Regions from separate parts of the Mus musculus genome. Here region 1 is linked to region 2. The links are chromatin loops, found by intact Hi-C in ENCODE. Cell type or tissue: gastrocnemius. All regions are shown on one strand. Links, peaks and the distances in the headings refer to the core of each region. The heading gives the core; the rest is flanking DNA. Region 1 holds the start of Rftn1 (raftlin lipid raft linker 1). Region 2 has its middle 65 kb from the start of Gm52302.

Region 1 (2,918 bases), core at 108-2,607, 220 kb before region 2:
CTTGGTGCTCTCCTAAGCAGGTCCCAAAACCCAAGCCTGGGAAAGAGAGGTGGGGTTAGGGGGAGGGGGAGGGAGAGCCCGGTTGCGCGGCGCTGGCGACGCACGGGGCGGACGGGTCTCTCGTGCGGGGCTGCCAGGGGCCGCTCGGCTTCCCCCAAGAAGATGCAGCACAGCATATTTTGCACATGAGTTCAGAGGAAGAGGAAGTGTAGCGGGCGGACGCGCGGCGGAGGCGGCGGCGGCGGCGCGGGGTGGAGTGGGGGCGGCGGGGCTGGAATCAGAGCGCGCAGGGCGCAGAGCGCAGCGAGCGGGAGCGCGGCGGCCACTGGCTCTGGAGAGGTACCTGTGCGGCCAGCGCCGGAGGGACAGACGACAAGCGAGCGGCCGCGCCCCGCGCTCTGCCCCCACCCCCGGGGTCGCGTCGTCCGCGCGCCGCCCTGCTCTGCATGGCACAAACTTTCATCCCGGGACACAGCACGCTGTCTCCGCCCGCGCCACGGTCACCGCTGCTGGTCCCCTAAGGTAGGTGGGCGTGCGGCGGGCCGGCGAGGTGGCGCGCAGAGGCCTGGGTCGCTGGCTCTGCTGGCCCGGGATCCGGGTGAGCAGGCGACAGCTCCTCGTGGCACCTCGGGGGCTCCGGAGCTGTTAGGCGAGCCCCCTGGTGCAGGTCGCGTGGGGATGGGGACAGATCGATGGGACGCCAGATTCTGGGCCAACTTTTTTTCCCCCGATGAAGAGGGGGAAAAAAAGCAAAACAAACAAGCGAGAGAGCGTTGGGGTGAGAGGTCGCCTGCTGGGGGTCCTGGGCTTCGCAGGCGGAGGTCTGCTAGAAGGACGCGGAGGGGAGCTTGGAGGCTACAGGTGGGTCAGGACCCGGGGCCTTAGTGGGTACTGGGCCCGGAGCAGATGGGAGTTGCCACCGCCCACGTGCACCCGGAGACCTGGGCTCGACCCAGGGAAGAGGTGTGCGACTCTTGAGAGCAGGCAGGAGGGTACTCGGTGGAAATACTGAGAGCTAAATCCCAGGCACCAGAAATGGGGCTTTTCTCCTCTGAAAAGGGGATTTTTTTTCTTGCCTTGTTGTAACACACTTTTCTAGGCATGGGGCACACCAGGATGGGCATGGGGTCTGGGCGAGGAGGAGGGAGTGTGTATTTAAAGAAGCCTGACTGTCAGGCGAGTGCGCCAGGTCTACTGGCATCACTGTCTTTGGAGGCCAGAATCGCGCAGAGGGCAGGGTTAGCCCCGCGCGTGCTCCCTGATGCCTGTTGGCTGCTGGCTCTCAGCTGCCCCCTGTGGGCGGTGGGTGGTGTGAGTGAGTTTGTTTAGGGGCTTACAAACAAAAACTATTTTTTAAAAAGAATCTGGCACAGATCTTTGTATATGAGTGGCTGCCTAACTGCCCAGCAACAGACCCTCTGTTCATACAGCTGTTTTCAGAAGGGGCGCAGGGAGGTGGGGTGGGAGTGGGTGGTGGTGTTAAGGTCAGAACAGGTGTCTCCCAACGGCTACTATGGAGTGTCATCTCAGGATAAGCCTTTTCCAGGAAGGAAGCCCAGGGTGTAATGTGAGTGGCCTACAAACCCATGGGTAGGGCCATTGAACCCAGCATACCCGTGGCTGCCAGGATTCCTAATTTGTACCTTCTGACCAGCTGGATTCTGAGGAAGTTCAAGTGACACCAGATGTCACCAGCCACTCATCCTCAGGGGTTAAACAACGAGCTGTGTGGTGCTGTGCTCTGACCTCAGTTAAGCAGTGTTACCTAGAGTGAGCTTGCAGACTCTTCTGCCTTCTGTAGAGGTTTCATGAGGTCCGAGCAATCGCAGCCTCAAGCTGGGGAAGCCTCCCTGTGCCTCCATTAGTGGGGTAGGACACTGTGTCGTTTTGTCCCGTCCCCCCGACCCCCATCGTGGACAAGGGACAAATGAGGCAGATTGCGTAGTTAGCTAATCGATTTGGTGCAGGAATAAATTGGGGCTACTAGTCAGTGAATTTTTTTCTCTGCCTCTGGAACAGGGTTTTTTGGGGCTTGATTTCAGTGACTGCTTTGTATGTGGGGAAGCAGGCTGAGTGGTGGGAATCCCTGTAAAGTGCCTAGAGTTTCTCCAGGCTTCACTTATGTCAGAGATGGAGCTGGGTGGTCCCATGGCTGGGTGGCCATGGCTGCCTTATCAAATGTGAACTTGGTAGGCTAAGAAGGGGGTACTCCCATATTTCTATACCACTTTCGATTTTTATTGTTGTTGTTGAGGCAAGGTTTCCCTGTGTAGCCCTCACTGGTCTGGATCTACCACTATGTAGACCAGGTTAGCCTCCAACTTGCATTGATTCTTCCTTCCAAGCACTGAGATTATATGTACCACCACACCTAGCCCCCATTAAAACAAAACAAAACATTATATAGTAAAGTTGTAACAGAGATCATACAAATACCTAGGAGGGCACAGTGGCATACGCCTGTAATCTCAGAATCCAGAAGGTGGAGGAGGCTGGAGAAAATTGAGTTAGAGGCTAGCCTAGGCTACAAAAACAAAGACCCACCATACCTAGATTTTCTAACATTTCGCTGGATTGACTTTAGTGCACACCTAGGCACCATCCATCGCTCCAGTGTGCTGCTTTATGCATTTTAAAATAAGCTACAGTCTTAGTACAGGGTTACTTTATAAGTGTCTCAACTCACATGTTCAATGTGTGTTCAGTAACACACACATAACAGTGGAATAGTCTGCACATTGTTTTGACATATGTATGCACTGTGCAACCCGATTCTTATCAAGACAGGTAATACACCATCAACCTGGGTTTCTTCATGGCCCCTATCTTCCCGGTGGCAACCACTGCTCTGTCTTACTATAGGTTTGTTTAATCTGTGATTTAAACATCATATACATGGAGTTCTGCAGTTCTGTATA
Region 2 (2,918 bases), core at 249-2,748:
CCCAAATCATCTCTTTTCTTAATATCTTTCTGACAGAGCTGACTCATTAGTGTAGCTGCCTCCTGTTCTTTCAGGTCTGTGAAGACCCTCATACAATTCATATTGCATCCTTATATTTTGCAGAGTTGTTAAATCCTGTAAAGAACAGTTCTCACACTGATTCATGTATTCTTGAACTCATGTTTTCAGAGTTATTTCCCACAGCCTTAAGGGCTGTCCTGAAGGTCACAGCACCATCATTTTGCTGAGGATCCCCAGAAACATTCTTGCTTCCTGGAATCACACTGTTTGTGATTATTATGGAGCCATTAACCTTGGTAGGGAGAACATTCTCAAAAAAGAGGAACATGAAGTAAATCATGTGCTTTATTATGCAAACAAGCCTTATGACTAGATTACCTATCAGCACTCAAGGAGACCCACATCATGCTGTCTCTGCCCCAGGGGTGGGAACTGTATCACATCATCACTTCGGCGGTCATGCCAAATCCGGCAGGCACCCACACAAAAAACAATACATGTGGACCCTTCCTTCACATTCTGTATAAAAGTTAAGTAAAAATGGATCACCCATGTTGACATTTGGCCTCCACAAACGTGCTCTCGTGTACAGCACATAGGCAAACACATACAAACAGTCCCCAAAACATGAGCATCAATTGATGATCACAGCAGCTCAAAAGTAAAACTAAATATCTATATGGACAAACAAAAATATAGTGTATCCATACAGTGCAATAAAGAAATGATACATGCTGCAACCCTGAAAACACTGGAGTCATCTTAAGTTAAAGAAACCACAACGATGGCATATACTTCATGACTTTATTTATATGAAATATTCAAAATGGACAAAACTTTAAAGGTATAAAAAGGAGGATGGAAAATGGATGGTAACCTACAGGGGTTCTTTGTGGGATGATGAACCTGTCATAGAGTTGGACTATGCTGTTGCTGAGATATAGCTCAGTTGATAGAGTGCTTGCCCAGAAAACATGAAACCCTGGGTTTCATCCCTTGCACTGCATGTAACCAGCTGTGGAGGCATAGCCTATGCTTCTAGCAACTGGAAAGGTAGATCCCCAGGTAGCAGGAGTTCAAGGTCATTATAATGAATATATATGCATATATATAATATGAATAATATATACTAATGTAATTATATATTAATTATTTAATATAATATAAGCTATATCTTATATTTACATTTGCATTTATATAAACAAAAATTTATATAAATATGCAATTATAACTTTTAATTATAGTAATTAAAATATATTTATAATAATTATTATGATATACTATAACAAATTATGTTAAAATGTTATATATAATTATAATAATATTATACATAGTATATTTAATATAATAATAATAAGCAATAATAATTTAAATCCTCTGAGATAGAAAATGCTCCTTGACTCTTTTCCATGAAATCTTTAGCTTGTCTTTCATTTTAAATTAAATAAGGTAAAAAAAAAATATATATATATATAGGCTGTAGTTCAACTACATTAACATAGTTGTTGTATGCTATCAGTGAGGAGGTTCACAGAGTCTCCACTATTTCCATGTGTAGCTATTTCTGCTGCTTCATCTCCTTAGCTGCAGTGCCCTCTGCTGCTTAATGCTGATAGAGATCTTCTGCTTCTGGAGAGCCACCTTCAGAAAAAAACCGAGGCACAGAAAAATTCATGAATTAAAAGCACCATGTTAATTTAAGAAAACATTCATAACTCACACATCTTGAAAAATACCTATCCAGGAAAGAACTGATCTTAAACACACAACTTCATAGCATCCTTTGCAGGATTAGCACTCTGGAGGCTACTGTGTACATTCCAGACTGAGGGGCTAGGTGTGTAGTACAACAACGTATCCCTGTCCGTCATTAACATACCAGGGACCAGTCCAGCGATGCAGCACCAGTGCCCAGCACATAGTGGACCAGCAGTGATGCCACACTCTGTGTCCTGATCTCTCATCCTGCTCTAATGTGCAAAGGCCACAGGAAGCACCTGCCTACTGTGGGCAGTGCCGTTGAGCTTGTGGGAGACACACCCTACTTCCTGCCCTCAATAATCTCGTCCAGTCAGGGCGAACGTTATCAATGAAATTAAAGTCTATGTTAAAATCTCCTCGGAGTAGGGAGATGGGCAAAGGAAACAGCCAATCCTACCAGAAGTGGAGCTTAAAACTGGGCTTGAACGGATGGATCATGGGGTGGGGGAGGAAGTCTGAGTGAAGAGCCAGGGAACTCAGCGCTGCTTAGGTGTGATCAAGGGAAAGGGCCCCAGTTCATGGTTGTGGATGTCGGACACTGTGGACAAGGGCAGGGGTGATTATTCTCTTTCCATATCGCTCTTAGGCTTCTCTTCAGACAGTGGAGCATTGTACATGTTCACTCACCACTCAAACGCTGGCTGCTGCCCTTCCAAGCAACAGCTTCGTAAGCCCATATATGCATCTGAGCCGGAGCCGGAGCCAGAGCCGGAGCTGGAGCCACGCCCAAAGCCATGAAGCCTCCTTGCCCACAACAATGGAACCACCACGGGAGACAGGCAGGAGTGCCACACCAGAATATAGCAGCCACACAGACATGTCGCTAGCGTGCCCTTCTCACTCTCAAGGAAGAAGGAGGAATTCTGAAAAGGCCAAAAGCAGGCCTTACCAAGAAGCTAGTTGATAATCAGTGGGTCTCTGGCTGAGAATAGCCTGGGAACTTAACCTTGGTCACAGGAGAAGTAGTAGGGAAGTGACTAAGATTGCTTCTGGGTGGCTCCTATACAGAAGCATGTCACACCCGGGGCACATCTCTAACCTATGCTGAAGGATTCTTTTGGGGGGTTGGTGGTAAGAGGCCCACCTGTGTCCATTGTAATTCATACATGTACTTAGAGTTGGGTCCCAGAGTCTGG

What was found. A loop is a pair of places that touch in the nucleus more often than their neighbours do. Peaks named below come from ENCODE experiments on the same cell type or tissue, not always from the same donor. Only the 100,000 strongest peaks of a DNase experiment are listed, where the experiment ranks them.
Region 1: it touches region 2 in a loop (6-fold over the local background); 19 of 42 quality-filtered maps call a loop at or near these places.

Annotation. Positions count from the first base shown.
Region 1 is chr17:50,187,825-50,190,742 of GRCm38, reverse strand. It overlaps Rftn1 (raftlin lipid raft linker 1), which reads left to right and starts at 246. Exons shown (of 10, transcript NM_181397.2): 1 at 246-522. In gastrocnemius, for the core only: a CTCF peak has its summit at 1,295; DNase peaks (open chromatin) are centred at 395, 775 and 1,264; H3K4me3 peaks cover 2,500 bases; H3K27ac peaks cover 2,291 bases.
Region 2 is chr17:49,967,711-49,970,628 of GRCm38, reverse strand. No RefSeq gene overlaps it. Among named protein-coding and RNA genes, the nearest start is that of Gm52302, 65 kb to the left of the region's middle. In gastrocnemius, for the core only: a CTCF peak has its summit at 1,621 (motif pointing left); DNase peaks (open chromatin) are centred at 1,618 and 2,520; H3K27ac peaks cover 1,085 bases.